Linked DNA regions of Mus musculus: region 1 is linked to region 2. The links are chromatin loops, found by intact Hi-C in ENCODE. Cell type or tissue: left cerebral cortex. All regions are shown on one strand.

Evidence for each region. Peaks named below come from ENCODE experiments on the same cell type or tissue, not always from the same donor. Only the 100,000 strongest peaks of a DNase experiment are listed, where the experiment ranks them.
Region 1: a loop joins it to region 2, with 2.5 times the contacts of the local background. A loop is called at or near these places in 2 of 42 quality-filtered maps.

Annotation. Positions count from the first base shown.
Region 1 is chr14:55,110,767-55,118,766 of GRCm38, reverse strand. Jph4 (junctophilin 4) reads left to right here and starts at 1,832. Exons shown (of 6, transcript NM_177049.5): 1 at 1,832-2,776; 2 at 3,322-3,871; 3 at 4,589-5,360. The coding sequence starts at 3,493. In left cerebral cortex, CTCF peaks have their summits at 3,255, 3,916 and 4,648 (motif pointing right); DNase peaks (open chromatin) are centred at 5,086, 5,878, 6,834, 7,424 and 7 more places; H3K4me3 peaks cover 4,503 bases; H3K27ac peaks cover 7,697 bases.
Region 2 is chr14:55,515,482-55,523,481 of GRCm38, reverse strand. Cpne6 (copine VI) reads right to left here. Exons shown (of 17, transcript NM_001360193.1): 11 at 7,826-7,959; 12 at 7,700-7,754; 13 at 7,568-7,619; 14 at 7,097-7,230; 15 at 6,719-6,955; 16 at 6,357-6,532; 17 at 6,047-6,250. The coding sequence ends at 6,395. It overlaps Nrl (neural retina leucine zipper gene), which reads left to right. Exons shown (of 3, transcript NM_008736.3): 2 at 987-1,394; 3 at 2,595-4,504. The coding sequence starts at 1,014. The coding sequence ends at 2,927. Among named protein-coding and RNA genes, the nearest start is that of Nrl, 4.8 kb to the left of the region's middle. In left cerebral cortex, CTCF peaks have their summits at 2,692, 2,896 and 3,696; DNase peaks (open chromatin) are centred at 2,760, 2,935, 3,704, 4,368 and 2 more places; H3K4me3 peaks cover 795 bases; H3K27ac peaks cover 2,201 bases.

The sequences.
Region 1 (8,000 bases), 400 kb after region 2:
AGATGACTGTAGCAACCATTAGGGACAGGCCAAAAGGCTAGCTCCCTCAGAGAAATGGGGGAGGAGCACAGCCAGGGCTGTGTGTCCCATATATTACAAGACTTTCTCAGGACTTCACCAGTAAAGATGTAGATGTCTAATGAGAAATGAATGAATGAATATATGAACCAACTATCCTGTATTAAGTGGACCCCAAATGGACTCTGGGATTTTTGTTGGTGATGGTTGGTTTTGGTACTGGAGATTGAACTGGGGGCCTTGCACATCCTAGGCACATGCTCTCCTACTAAGCTACACATCCCCAGTACCTGATGGCTACCCTGCTTTGTTCTCAAAAGTGCTTTAAATATGTGGTTCCCTGCTGAGTATGATGTTAAGGTGGCTGTGCCTGTAATCCCAGCACTCGGGGAGGATGAAGGAGGAGCCTGGGGAACATAATGAGACCCTGTTTTAAAAAAAAAAAAAAAAAAAAGAGTAGTCTCTGCCCTGGAGAAACTTCTAGAAAAACACAATGTGATTTAGGGATATAGCTCAGCAGACACACAAGCCTACAGCCTGAGCTCAATCCATGGATCCTAGGTGAGAAGCCAGATGCAGTGGCCCACATCTAAGCCTAGCACTCCTAAGGAAAGATGGGAGTCCACAAGAGGATCAGGCCAACTAGCCTGGAGTACATTACACAGAGGAGACAAGAGCTATCTCAACAAGACAGAAGACAAGGACTTCCTCTGATATCTCTCTCTCTCTCTCTCTCTCTCTCTCTCTCTCTCTCTCTCTCTGACACATGCACACACCACCACCCCACTAATATATACATAGTGTGTAGTATGCACACACATGTGCCTGTGTGTGTGTGTACAAGAGAAATCCCTGTTTATTTCGATCTTCATACTCTTTATTTTACCAAAGTACCCAATGTAACCCTGACTTTAGGGGATGCTCCCAAGCACAGACATCTGGAAGAACTGAAGGGCTCGAAAGACACCAAGCTGCCAGCTAGAGCCCAGTGATAGAGCACGCGCTTTATCCCAAGAACCAGAATTCCGTTCCCAACACCAACAAAAATAAAAGTCTGCGTTTAGTGTTCTACTTCTAGCTTTGCCAACTTTGCCAGTGTGCCCCTTGGTGAATGACTTCCCCCTCGGGGCTCTGGATCTCTTTAAATCAGGTGTGGGGATGAGGGGTGGGCAGCGGGGACTAGGTCCTATGGGGAAAGAAAGGCAATTGAGCACACTGGTGCCTCCTTCCCTGTAAACACGCAGGGGCAGGCCAGAGGAAGCTGAGAAGGGAGGGAATGCAGTACGTGAATACCTGTGTGGTCTACTTGTGCTGTCAATCTGGAGAGTGGACTCGAAGAGGTCGATGATGGGCTTAAGGGGCCACAGCAAAAGCCTGCTCAAGCAAACTTGTGTAATTTGCTGTGTTGTGAAAGAGAAGACTCCAGAGCCCTAAGATCTTGGTGGCCTCCTCAAATTTGAGCCCCCTTAATGAACATACCAACACTCCCTTCAGAGGGCCCATCCTAGACAAACTGTTGGTGTCCGCGGAATATTGTGTGCATTAGCTTAGTGGGGCCTCCAGACAGGGCCCCATCTCAAGCTACCTCTAAAACTGTGACAGGGTGGGCGCTGTCTGGTGGAGGAGTTTGAGCTGAATGGGCAGAGGTATCCACGTTCAAATGCCTCCTGGCTTCCGGCCAAGCAGCTGGCAGGTTCATCCCTCTCCCCAGGGTCCTCATAAACACCACTTCCGGACCTCCTGTCTCCATGTGGGCTCTTCCTGCCGGGATTTCTATTCTCATGCCTGCCCTTTCTCTGCAGAGCTTTCTCCCGCTCGTCGCGAGCCTTATTTCGCTCTCTTCTTCTCCCTATGTGATTCTGCTCCCCTCCTTCCCTCCACCCTTGACTTCTCTCCCTAGCTATCTCTCAAGAGTCCTGGAATGGGTCTCCCTCGCCATCTCCCATGCCGGCTATATCTCCCCCTGCCATAGCTCTCACCCCTGCACCTCATTCTTTGTATTCCTCTCGCACTCCCGGTCTCCCCAGCATCTCTCCTCCCCCGCCTGGCTCTGGCCTCCCCCTGCCTCCCCATCTTAAGACTCCTCCCCCTAGCTCCTCTCCCCTCCCCTCCCTCCACCTCACTCCACTCCCTGCCTGCATGCCACGGTTTCTTTCCACCGTGGGGGTCTCTGAGCCTTCCATTCTCCTCTCCGCCTGCCTTCTCCCTCACCTCAGGGGTAGCGAACCCCCTTTTTTTCTGCCTGAGCATCCTCGCACCACCCCCACTGCCACTGACTCTCTCCCCACCCTCTCCTCTCCGCTTCTCTCTGCCCCTTTAAATCTGCCTGGCCCAGCCTCCCCCTTGATGCTGGGTTTGGAGCAAACATTGATTTGTGCTGGGATGGAATTGGAATTTTGATTTTTTTTTTCCTCTCCCAACCATAAGAAGAAAAAAATAAAAACACCCCTTCTTGATAGCCCCCTCCCCTTTCCCATCCAGCCCCCAGCTCCTCTTCGCTGTCTCCGTTCAAGACAGATTTTTTTCCCCCTACACTTATTCTCATCCCCTCCACCCTGCCACTACCTCACCCCCCACACTAGCCTGCACCTTCAGCCGAGGAAAAGGGACTCTCCCATAGCTCCCCCACCTTCCTTCTCTGGGTTGTAGCAGTCTCTCCGGAAGGGAAGGGGGCTTGGCTTGTCCTGGTGAGGTGTGAGTGGAGGGACCCTGCCATGGAAACTGCGCCTGGGAGGCAGCCTGAGCCCCAGCACACATGGTGAGTAACCTGTCCCCTCCCTTTCGCCAGTCTGCCCATCCCTACCCTCATCCCCCACCCCACCCCCAACATCCCCATTCTACCATCGGCCCACCTGGGGCCGGCTTTCTAGCTAGCTACATTTTTACCCCCTTGCCTCCCCCGCACCCGGGTTTGCTAGCGGAGCCAAAGAATCCAGGCAGAGGGGTCCAAATCGCCAGGAAAGCAGGTGTCGGAAGACCCTGCCCTGGCCCCTCCCAGGTCCCCCACCTCCAACTGCCATCCACGCTCCACACTCTGGGGTTCTGGGTTGGAAAAGTAGGACTCGGGATCAGCGCTGGGACCCCAAGTCCCGGGAGGCGCCCTCTACAAGTTGGGAGGGATGGGAAAGCCCCCTTGCCCTCACCGCTTGGGAGCTGCTAAAAGATGCTGCCTAGGGGGGATGGGAGGAGGGCTGGAGGGCGGTGCTGATGCCCTAAAGCTACCGGCAGGGGAGCGGCTGGCAAAGAAGGGGACCTCGCTTTCCACTTGCCTCGCTCTCCACTTGCACCCCTCTTTCTCCGCAGCCACTCAGGATGAGGGTCCGGCCCTGCCTGCCCGCGCTGGGGCCCCTCCGCCCAGCCCCGGTCTAACTGCCCCCGCCCCCAAGCCTCGCCCGGCCCCCAGGCCCCCAGCCGGCTCTCCAGCCCCATGATGCGCTGAGCTGCCGGGGGGCTGAGGCCGCGCCAACTACATGCATGTCCCCCGGGGGCAAGTTCGACTTTGACGACGGGGGCTGCTACGTGGGGGGCTGGGAGGCGGGGCGGGCACATGGCTACGGCGTGTGCACCGGGCCCGGCGCCCAGGGAGAGTACAGCGGCTGCTGGGCTCACGGCTTCGAGTCGCTGGGTGTCTTCACGGGGCCCGGCGGACACAGTTACCAGGGCCACTGGCAGCAGGGCAAGCGCGAAGGGCTGGGCGTGGAGCGCAAGAGCCGCTGGACCTACCGCGGCGAGTGGCTGGGCGGGCTGAAGGGGCGCAGCGGCGTATGGGAGAGCGTGTCCGGCCTGCGCTACGCCGGGCTCTGGAAGGACGGCTTCCAGGACGGCTACGGCACCGAGACCTACTCGGATGGAGGTGCGGGGCCCGGCCCACTACTGTCTGCCCGTCCGCGTGCGCCTCCCGTCGGCCTGGGGCGCGTGTGCTTCCCCAGCCTTCCGCCTTCCACGCCCTGCTATTCCCATCCTCCATCCTCCTTCCCCAGCCATATGCGTGCGGTGCGCCAGCCTTCTGTTTCCAGTATTGCCGTCCGTCCCTCACACCATCCCCCAGCTCAGGACCCCAACCTCCATCTTCCTGCCTCTCCCACCACCACAACCACCACCACCATACTCATAACAAACTCATTTGACAGTTTTTCTTCCTGCTTCTCTCTCATTCCAACCTGCCTGCCCTTTCCACCTGCCTGACCCCTCGCCACTTAACCTGTAATCTTCAAGTCAGCTTGTAGCCTGCTGTCCTGCTTGCCTGTCACGTGCCTTTTTTACACACTGCCACCTGTCAGCTTGAGCATCACGGTCTCTGAGCCACCTGTCCTTCATATACTCCAGCCTGCCCGTTTCTCTGCCTTTCCCCAGTCCACTGACATTGCCAAAATCCACGTGTTTATGCTACTCTAGTTGTTTTCATCTGCTCTTCCACACCTTCCAACGAAGCCTGGCCTGTTCTTTCCCAGACCTCCGCACTCCCTGCTTCCACCTGTCACTTGAGCTTCCAAGGGCTTTGGGGCTACGAATTAGTGGGTTTGGGAGCCCACTGAAATGTTCTGACTCTTTCACTCCTATACACCCACAGGCACTTACCAAGGCCAGTGGCAAGCCGGGAAACGCCACGGCTACGGGGTGCGCCAAAGTGTACCCTACCACCAGGCGGCGCTTCTGCGCTCACCCCGCCGCACCTCCCTGGACTCCGGCCACAGCGACCCCCCGACGCCGCCTCCACCCCTACCCCTACCAGGAGATGAAGGAGGCAGCCCAGCCTCCGGCTCCCGAGGCGGCTTCGTGCTGGCGGGGCCAGGGGACGCCGACGGGGCGTCTTCCCGTAAGCGCACCCCAGCAGCAGGTGGATTCTTCCGCCGTTCACTGCTGCTCAGCGGGCTCCGGGCTGGTGGGCGCCGCAGCTCCCTGGGCAGCAAGAGGGGATCTCTACGCAGCGAGGTGAGCAGCGAAGTGGGCAGTACAGGACCCCCGGGCTCCGAGGCCAGCGGGCCCCCAATCCCAGCTCCACCTGCCCTCATCGAGGGCTCAGCCACTGAGGTGTACGCCGGTGAGTGGCGTGCGGACCGGCGCAGTGGCTATGGAGTGAGCCAGAGATCCAACGGGCTGCGCTACGAAGGCGAGTGGCTGGGCAACCGACGCCACGGATACGGGCGCACCACCCGGCCCGATGGCTCCCGTGAGGAGGGCAAGTACAAGCGTAACCGGCTGGTACACGGGGGACGTGTCCGCAGCCTCCTGCCTCTGGCCCTTAGACGGGGCAAAGTCAAGGAGAAAGTGGACAGGGCTGTCGAAGGTGCCCGTCGAGCTGTGAGTGCTGCCCGCCAGCGCCAGGAAATTGCGGCTGCCAGGTGGGCATCTGGTGCACAGATCCAACTTGGGTTGAGAGGAGAGGTTCCTCTGGGTACTAACCACACTTAAGAGAGAACCAAGACCCAAGCTCTACAGCCTATTGGGGAAACATGAGCAGGCCTGTGTCCAGATAGTTGTAGCCCTAGGACTGAGGGTGTTTAAAACTGAGGCTATAGGTGGGTGTGGGTGTAACCGTGGGTGGCTGAGTGTTGGGGCGGGGGGCGGGGTAGTAAGACAATGCCACAGTCTATTGTGTGAATATGTGCACCTATAGACTCCTTGGTGCGTGACTGGCACAGTGAACGCTGCTTTGTACAGGCCCTGAAACCTCTTGGTTGCCCTGGTCTTCTTGCTTAGCTCATTCAGCCTTCAGGCCTCAGACTACTAGCTTCCATCCTGGACAAAACACTATAGACCTTTCCTCACTAGTTTCCAGCCTGACTTTATTTCAGCCTTGGCTGTAGTCTATTTCTAGCTTTTGAGGAGGTCTGGTTTTTACAGCTGAAATCTATTCTCTACCCACTTTGCCTGCTCTGGCTTCTTTTACTCAGATCTGAAGGGAGGAGTCTTGCCTCTAAAGAAGATTTGTCTTTCAGTAAATAAGATTACATTTCCACGCATCAGAGTCTTGTTAGCTAAAGCAGTAAAGTCCAGAAAGACTACAAGACAGGTGTGGGGCCCGGCGCGGTGGCACACGCCTTTAATCCCAGCATTCAGGAGGCAGAGGCAAGCAGATCTCTTGAGTTCGAGGCCAGCCTAGTCTTCAGGGCTACTTTCAAGATAGCAAGGACTACACAGAGAAACCCTGTATCAGGAAAAAAATTTAAGTAACAAGTAAAATGATTTTTAATAACATATTATTATTTAAGCCATATTTCCAAAATTTTTATCCTTTCAAACAGCAATGTAATTTGCATTCCTTCTGGATTCTTTAAAATGTTGCATGTAGTTTTTTCACTTATATCATTTCTGGTTGAGAGCAGCCACATTTTAAGTGCGTAATAGTTCTGTGAGATAGCACAGATCTAAAAATAGCCAAAATTGGTTTGGAATGAGAGTCAAGGACCCTTGCTTTATGGAATTCACACATTTGAATGTTTACGTATTGTGCTCTTTAGTGAGGTAATGAGGGTTGAGGGTACTTCAGAGGGCATGAGGATAGGCCTAAATATGAGTCAAGAACTTGCACGATGGGCAAGTTGTTGTATACGTGCCCATGTGTGAATATGCTTAAGTATGACCATGTCAAATCCTGAGTAGATGACTGGGCCAGAGAATGTGTCTGTAGTTGTGTCTGGCTGTATGGATCCTAGAATCTAGGCCTTAAGCCAGGGCAGAGGGAGATCAGAGCATCATGGAACGTTTTGGGCTAGATAGGGTGGAGGCATGTGCAGGGGGTGGGGGGAATACTGATCTCACTAACTAGAAGATCAGGCAGTGGGAAGAAGATGCTGGCTGGTCTCCCCAGCAACAGGCTTGGCAACCCTGATTGGCTGTTGGCTGCCATGGAAACAGCAGAGCCTCAGCAGCAGGTGCATCCACCAGGTAGCTTGAGTCCAGCCTGATGCCTGAGCACATACCAAATCTACTGCTTAGACTTAATAATCCACATCCTCAATGTCTAAAGCCACAGGCTTTTGTGGCCATCAACAGAACTCAGTGCAACCGAAGAGTGAAGCTCAGATCTGTTCAGAACCCAGCTCAATTCCAGGTCAGGGTTAGTCATAAACGTTATAAAAACCCTTAGTACAACAGGGTTATCTGATGTCCCGCCAAGTAAGCTTTAAAGCACTTAACACACCAGCTATGAAGGAAGAGGGCTGTCCATATGTCCAAGGTATACAATAGGAAGTTCACCAAAAATTACAGTGGATCTCACCAACCACCAGTTACAAACTGCCTTTCTTAAATGGATTTAAAAAAAAAAAAAAGCCCATGTCCAAAAGGAGCCATGAGTCTTAATCCAGTCAGACCATAGCAAATGCACCTGATTGTTTCTGCTCCTTTGTGCCTGACTTCAGTCTGGATTATAAAAGCAATTGGATGATTCTAAACCACCTAATAGCAGAGGGTGTTGAAACGGGAGGAGGATTGAGGAAGCATCTGAAAAAAAAAAGAACTGAGAAACGGTAATGGAGCAAGGACAAGCATCCTTTAAAGTGAACTGAGCACAGGGAGCAGGCTAGGAAAAAAAGCGGGGCACAGAAGGAGGCTGAGGCTCTACACAGGTGTAATGTGAGAAGCTAACATCTACACTGGGTGTCAGGGCATGCACTGGTAGGGAAGGGAATCATATGGAGAGAGAGAGACAGAGAGAGAGCCAGAGAGAGAGACAGAGAGAGAGAGAGAGGAGAGAGCACTTCTCTTATTCCAGCTCTAAGCTGGACATAGCAGCTCGCCTTTAGCCCCAACACTTGGAAAATAGAGGCAAAAAAAAAAAAAAGGAGTCTTGGCTACATAGTGCGTTTGAAGCCAGTCTAGTCTATGTGAGTTTGAGAAAGAGGGACTTGTAGATCTCAGAGATGTGTTGGAGTTGGGGGAGGCAGGGACAGGAACAGAGGAGAAGAATGTGATAACAGAAGCCAAACAAAAGCAAGATGAAAACTTTTCCTTCCAGGAAATCTAGACTGGTCTAAGTG
Region 2 (8,000 bases):
GTGAACGCTCAAGGTGTTCCTTGGCTGGAAAGAGAGTTCCTCAGTGTCATAGATTTAGCACACTCTGTTGAATCATGGTTTACTTGAGGGCTTCTTGGGGGTGATATACTTTTGAGCTTGTGTCTCTGCAAAAGATGGGGCTGAGAGGCAGCCTTTACTAAAATTGTGGGTATAGACCTCTCCTTTTAGGGTACTTCTCAGAATTGGTCTTCCACAGAACACTCTTTGGGGGGAGTTTGAAAGCCCACAGTGAACAGAAGGACCAGATAGCCAAGATCATCTGCTCAGACTCGCTTAACACAACAGGTTCTAAAACAAAGACGGTCTGTCTTCATGCTCTCTCATTGGAGAGACTGTCCCCAAGAAGAGAGGCCATTGGTCCTGGTCTTCCTAGAACCTTTCTTTTCCCATGGAAAGTCTCTTTAGAAGAGATTTGTCTATGACTAACCCATAGAGCAAATGAGTAGCTGACACTCCCCTGAAGGCTTTGAGAGATAACAATAGCAGCACAACTACCTTACATCCTAAAATTCACAGCACAGTGTCTTTCCATCGTCCTAACACACACACGCAAACGCACACACACACAGAGTTAATTAAGCAGAAACTTTAATTGCTTGTAGATGGAATGGTGCCTCTGGAGATGACAGAGCTTCTCAGCGTGTCCCAGCACCAGGGTCGGGAGCACTACCATGTTGTTGTTGTTTTTCATGAATCCCAGAGGCACCAAAGGGTACTGTCAACACACCAAAGGCTGTGTTGTCATTCTGTCCTTCAGATCTTCAGTTTCTTGTTGCCTGTTAGGAACTGCCTGGAAGTAGCTGTTCAGGGAAGAGGGGCTGGATCTGTACTCTGGAATCCCAGATCACTAGTTCCAGGGAAATTGGGTCCTGGGGAGGTGTGGGTGGGGGTGGGGTTACAGTGAAAGGGGTGGGAAGGATGGCAGACAGCCTCTCAGTGTTCTACACCTTCCCTCTTTCTTGCAGGAACACCTCTCTCTGCTCAGTCCCAGAATGGCTTTCCCTCCCAGTCCCTTGGCTATGGAATATGTTAATGACTTTGATTTGATGAAGTTCGAAATAAAGCGGGAGCCTTCTGAGGGCCGATCTGGAGTCCCCACAGCCTCGTTGGGCTCCACACCATACAGCTCGGTGCCTCCTTCACCCACCTTCAGTGAGCCAGGCATGGTGGGTGGTGGCGAGGCCCCTAGGCCAGGCCTGGAGGAGCTATATTGGCTGGCCACCCTGCAGCAGCAGCTGGGGTCGGATGAGGTTCTCGGGCTGAGTCCCGACGAAGCTGTGGAGCTGCTGCAGAACCAGGGTCCTGTCTCTATGGAAGGGCCTCTTGGCTACTATTCAGGGAGCCCGGGAGAGACAGGAGCCCAGCATGTCCAGGTGAGTGACCAGGTTAGTCTGAGGGGAGGGAGACCCTAAGGAAGGAGGCCAGCCAAAAGAGGAAGGATAAGTCCTGGAGAGAATTATGAACTGGAAAGAGACAGAACAAGGTCCTTGAGAAAAATCAGAGAAACTAGATCGCCTTTTCTTTTATTTTTTTCTTTTTCTTTTTTCAGACAGGGTTTCTCCGTGTAGTCCTGGCTGTCCTGGAATTTACTCTGTAGACCAGGCTGGCCTCAACCTCAGAAATTCGCCTGCCTCTGCCTCCCGAGTGCTGGGATTAAAGGCATGCGCCATCACTGCCTGGCTAGATCGCTTTTTCAGAATGGTAGGAAATGGTTGAATCATGGAGGACAGAGAGACAAGATTAGGAAGGAGTGGAGAGCTGTGGTTCAGGGCTTTAATCCCAGCATTTGGGAGGCCGACGCAGGAAGGTTTCTGTGAGTTCAGCCTTGTCTAAATAGTGTTCCTGGCTGGCTAGCCATGACTACGTAGTGAGATCAGGTCAAAAAATAAACCAAAACAAAACAAGTTTCGAAAGGGCTTCAGAGGGAAAGGGGTTTAGAATATAAGAGCGTGGTGGTGGTGGTGGTGTGAGCGATTTTGTGGAAGCAAATAGATAAACGATGTTTGGAACCTAACTGGGTAAAGGCTGTGGTTGACGTTGGCTTTTTCAAGGCTCTGAGTCTTCCCCAGCGCCTAACCTTCTCAGATGGGATTGGGACTCATCCTATTAATTATAGACACAGATGGGGGTGTTGAGGGCTTTAGGATGTAATCCAAATCCTTGAGGGTCACTGGGTTGTGGTGTTCAGGACAAGGAAACGTGTGTGGCAAGGGCGGGATCTGTCTGGGCGCGGTTACTCCCGGGACACTGCAGACAACTGAAGGGTACGCAGCGTCCAGAGGCATGATTGGTTTGCCAGAGAGGGGAGGGGCGGAGCCCACACTGTGACACTTGCAGAAGGACCAAGGGACGTGGAAGCCTTGGGGATGGGGGATGGAGGACGGGGGTGGCAGCGTAGCCCCATGGTCCAGGTGTGATAGAATCTGGGGTGAGGTTTGCAGGAAGAACAGTATACAGCAGGTGAGGGTGGAGCCTAGAGGGCTTTATTAAGGGCTCCTTGACTGTCATGGGGACCCGAGTGTGTAGCCGGGTGACACCCGTACCAATCTGGTCCCTGCACTCTTCCTCCGCAGCTGCCCGAGAGATTTTCGGACGCCGCGCTGGTCTCGATGTCTGTGCGCGAGTTGAACCGGCAGCTGCGGGGCTGCGGGCGCGACGAGGCTCTGCGGCTGAAGCAGAGGCGCCGCACGCTCAAGAACCGCGGCTACGCTCAGGCTTGTCGCTCCAAGCGGCTGCAACAGCGGCGCGGGCTGGAGGCAGAGCGCGCTCGCCTGGCCGCCCAGCTGGATGCCCTGCGGGCCGAGGTGGCACGCCTGGCTCGCGAGCGCGACCTCTATAAGGCCCGCTGTGACCGGCTGACCTCCGGCGGCCCTGGGTCCGACGACCACACACACCTCTTCCTCTGAGCCTCTAGGGCAGGGGGTGTGGCGGTTTGGAGGTGGCTGGGTAGATGGCGCTATACAGGAGAGGTAGTACCACTAACCAAATCGCTACCTGTGGTTTTGTGTATGTCTATACAAATATCCCCAAACTTCTGAGCATCGTGGCATGCTAGAGGTTAGATGCTGGTCCTTTGCTGGAGATGAGTTCCCTTCCCTTTTGCAGGTCACGACTCTTCATGATTTAGTAGGGCACTGAATTCTGTAGGAGCTAGTGCCTGTACTGAGGGTGGAGGTGTGGAGGATGGGCAGGTGGCATGCTGAATGGGAGGAGGAAGAGGAGGAGGAGGAGGAGGAGGAGGAGGAGGAGGAGGAGGGGAGGAGGAGGAGGAGAAGGAGGGTGCAGCTTCCCTCCTATCCATATAGTTCTTAATTCAAGGTTTTCAATCTGTAGTGCATTAATGCTGTAATTAACAATGAAGCTGCATTTTCACCGAATCTTTGGACTCTCCATTTTACGACTACTGGACTGTCAGGATTTCAATTTCCCTAAACAAACAGTAATAGGTCAACTCAAAATGTTCTTCTCTGCTCAACCCAGTGGCCTTTAGAGTCCAAAGCAGCAGAACAAGTGCCCTGGATGGGAGCCTGACGACCTGGGCAGTAGTCTCAACTGTGTCACACAGGCTGTATGTCTGTCACCTTAAGCAAAGCAATTGTCACAAGGTTTCTCTCATTTGAACTGGATGACTTCCGACACTGTTTTAGTTTTGGCAGGTCTAATGGTCTCCTCAAGAGGGCCCAAGAGGACTGTACCAAAGGGACATCCTGTTCTGTCTCATCTTCCAGGCTGTAGCTTAGGCAATAGATACACAGCATGCCTGCTCTGGGGACGCTCACTTGTACTGCCTAAGTGGCCCCCTCTAGGCTTCGCTGGCCTCCAAACTGCAGAAGGTGCCCTTGCTACCTCCTGCCTCTCAGAGCTGAAGTGAGACCTCACAGGATAACAGGGAGCCGAGAGACTGTGACTTTTTGTGAATTAAACCTCAAGTTCAAGAAAAACTAATGTTATTGGCTCAGTGTCCTTGCAATTTAAAAAGAGGTAATTCTATATCACTGTGTTGGGTAACTGTTTTGTGTGTTTGCTGAGAGAGAGAGATGGGGAGGAAGGGGGAGAAGAAGTTGTTTTTTTTTGGGGGGGGGGCGGAACGGGTCTACTGTTGTAGCTCAGCAGTTGATTGTTTGCCTAATCTGTGCAGAAAGAGACCCTTTTTGGAGCCGAGCAGTGCACATCTCAGTTCTAGAAGACCAATGCAAGTGGATTGGAGGAGGTGGAGGAACGGTCCAGATGGAGCCTTCCCACCCACCACCGCCACTACCACAACCCAAACCACCCAGGAGCAGCAGTGGCCCTAGCTAGGCCTGTCTGTAGCTGTCCTCCAGGTCTCACAGTTGCCATGGTAACCCAGCCCTCCAGTTCAGCAACATATGGGGAGGGCCTTTGGGCAGAGCAGAAGCTTTGAGTTGGGAGTAGCCACCTCATCAGCTACTGTCATCTGTCCTCTAAGGGGCATAATAAATGGGAGAAGCAGTCCTGTGTGGGGGAAGTGGCTCCCATATGTCTTTCTTCCTTTCTGCCCCCACTCCCCACCCCCTGACCAGCTGTCTCTTCTCTTCCCATCACATTTCTTGTCCCCCCCCCCCCCCACCCGCTGGCCTAGCTCATCCTTCTCGCAGGAGAACGGAACAGGAGTCCTTCGCTCTAGCCCCCTGTACTTTTCTCTCCCTTCTCTCTCTTTGACCAGTGACCTTTCTCTCTGCTCTGGGTTCTTCTCAATGAGGACACACAGCATCTTCCTCTTTTACATCCTTCACTGAAAGGAGAGGCTGGGACAGAGTGAGCCAGCCAGGATCTCAGCTCTTCTTCCGTGCTTTGTGTCCTCTCTTCTTTTCTGTTCTGTAGCCCAGGCTACCCTCCAATTCGGGATCCTTTTTTTTTTTTATTTTAAATTTTATTTTTTATTTTTGTGACAGGGCCCCACTGTATAGTCCTCGCTGGTCTGGAACTCACTTGTAGATCAGGCTGACCTTGAACCCATAGAGATCTATCTACCTCTGCCTCGTCTGCTGGGATTAAAGGTGTATACCACCACTATGCCTGGCCATTCTTTCACTTTCTGAGTGCGGGAATCACAGGCATAACACCCTCCTTTCCCTCACTCTGAGTTTCTGTTGTGTCCTCCTCTGTCCTTCTGAGCTTCAGTCTGGTCCCATTGATTTTCTTGCACCCCTTTCTTATGTGCATGGTATGCAACAGCAGAGACCCTCTTCTCAGACACTAATGCCCACCAACCGGACCTCAGTACACATATGCCTGGTCTCCAGCTGGCACATCTAGGCCCTATGTATTCGCACAAGCAAAGGTTTCATGCCAGAGTGATGAAGACTGTGGTGTTCTGGCTAGGCAGCTCCAGCGCTGGCTCTTTTCTGACCTCGGAGAGTTAAAAAAAAAAAAATCAAGCCTTCCTCATTCTGCTTGAAAACCAGAGAGATTGTGTTATGACTTGCTATCACAGCACACACATTTACAGATGTGTGCTAGCGAACAGTTCTCGCTGCTGCTTCTGATGTCATCCATGAGAGTGCCCAAGTAGATGTCCTGAAATCTGTGCAAGGTCGGGTGCATGAAGGCTCATCCAGAAAAAAAATCAGGCCTTCCAGACCTGATACCCTCTCCGTGCTCCTAATTCATTAGCAGATCTGCTTCATCCCTTCACTTCCCTACAGTCTCTTTGTGGCCTGCCCCACAGCTGTGTGGGGGCTGGGGCTCAGCCCCTGGGATACTCAGCAGGGACTCTCTGGAGACAGCTCTAAGAAAGCATCAGCCTGCCCTCTCAACAGCCCCTCATTACCCTCCCCCATCTCCTGCCATTAACACACATGGAGTTTAGACCCCCCTGGGTTCGGGAGGTGAGGGTTGGGTCCCTAGATCCACTGGCACACAGTTGGGGATGAGGCTGCAGAGACAGCTGCCTGCTGGGGAGGTGTGGTTCAGATCTGGAAAGAGGTTGGCTCCCCGTTGTCTATGGTGTATGTGGGAGTGATGGACTGTCCAGTGGACATCTGAGGCATGACGGGTAGAGGCTGGGGTACTCGGTAGTGGTTCCTTTTATTTACATCCATAAAGTCACAACCACTGGAGGAAGTTATTGAGGGTCCTCAGAGTTGAGGGATATCGGGCTTGGAGAGATGGGACCAGGGCCCATCACTCACTTCCGGGACCCGCAGGGCACCACTGGTCCAAAATGCAGAGACACAGGTCACTGGAATCACAAGGTCAGCACAGGCACCTGAGAGGAGCAGGACAGCAAAAACACCACCACCAGCATTACGCCAGCCAAGATGGGCTATTCAGAAGCTCTGCTTTGAACACCTTTTGTATCCCCCAGAACTCACTGAGAGACTGAAGGGGTGTTGGTTATGTCGAGAGGCAGTCATGGGCTAGGGCTGGGAGTCATAGCTGGCGTGGAGGGCCTGGGAGCCCCGGGACTGATACCTTGGCTGGCATAGTACTCTACCACCTGCCGTGGCACCTCTGCCAGGACACACTTAGCTAGTGCAGAGGGGGCAGCCTGGGAAGGAAAGGAGATTGGTTAGGAGCAGGAGAATGGGTCAGCTGGGTCAAGTGAGCAAGCAGCTGGACTTCAGAGGGCATGGTGGGTTCCAGTGACCTTTGGAGGACATGCGGAGGATAAGAAAGACAGATTTTGGGGGCACGAGTTGTTGAGAAGCCCTGGGAAAGACTATGGAATACTCACGTCCTTGAAGTCCCTGAAGGGCACAAACTGGACAATGTCACGGGCTGCAGGTACCCCCTTTGGGCAACGCAGGGGACCATCATCTCCGTCCAGTAGCCTCATGTCAGAGAAGTCAGCGTTGCCCACACCCACGATGATGATTGACATGGGCAGGCGGGAGGCTCGCACAATGGCTGTTCGGGTCTCTGCCATATCACTCACCACACCGTCAGTGAGCACCAGCAGTACTGAATACTTCTGAGGGCAAGCAGAGGGGGAACATGGGACGTTTCTGTATGAAAGGGCATTGATGCTCTTTCCAAACCCGGGTCCTGACCCTGGCACCATCTGAAGACATGCAGGGCGGGCGGCCCCTGGTTGTCTGTGTTTCCCCCTCACCGTGGCTTGGCCGGTGCTCTGCTCTCGCTGGGCTGGTTCAGCCACACGGTTGATGATAGGGGCCACGTTGGTAGGACCATAGAGCTGGATCTGAGGCAAGCAGCGGCGGTAGGAGGCTATGACCCCTGAGATCTCTGTGGGCACAGAAAAAGAGATGAAGCTGGCAGAGAGCACTCCAGATACAGCAGAATGGTGATTTCTGTTCTAGGCTTGATAGCTCCCAGCTCCTTACTAAGGAGAGGGAGAGAAAGAGAGAGAGAGAGAGTCAGATGGTCCCTGGGGCTGGGAGAAGTAAATGGACAGATGCCGGGTCACAGGGCTGGAACTCTTTCCAAATGAAGACAGCTTTGGATGGGAGGAGGGCCAGGACAAGGAGCTGAGCGCATGGGAGCAGAGTCTGTGGTACTGATGCCGGAGATGTCCAAGCGCCTGTGGCTGGTGGTGCAGCTTGGTGGGGCTCTCCCAGCTTACCTTCACATTCAGGATTTTCTGGGTCAAAGTTGATAGCAAAGTCATGGGAGACCTGTTAGAGTAAGGGAACAGTGAAGTGGTGTCTCCTCCACGTCTCCCCTGCAGGCCTCCTGTCTCTTGGACCCAGCCTACCTCAAAGTTTGGGGGGATTCGAGCTCCGAAGCCAAAAGCTGGGAACCGCTTATCACTGGAGAGAAGAAAAGGCCGTGGAACTCCCAGGGCAAAGCCTTCCTTCCTGATCCTACCCGGACCCCATACCTGTCATAGTCCTGGCAGATACCGCCCACTGTGCGCAAGGCCTGCAGGTAGTGGTTGGGCTGTCGGGGGCTGAGGCAGTGCAGAGACTGGCTGCTCCTTGGGTCCCCATTGGAGGCAGTGAAGTCGATAGCCACCTGGGTGAAGGTAGGGAAGGGACATGCGGCATCCATGAGAA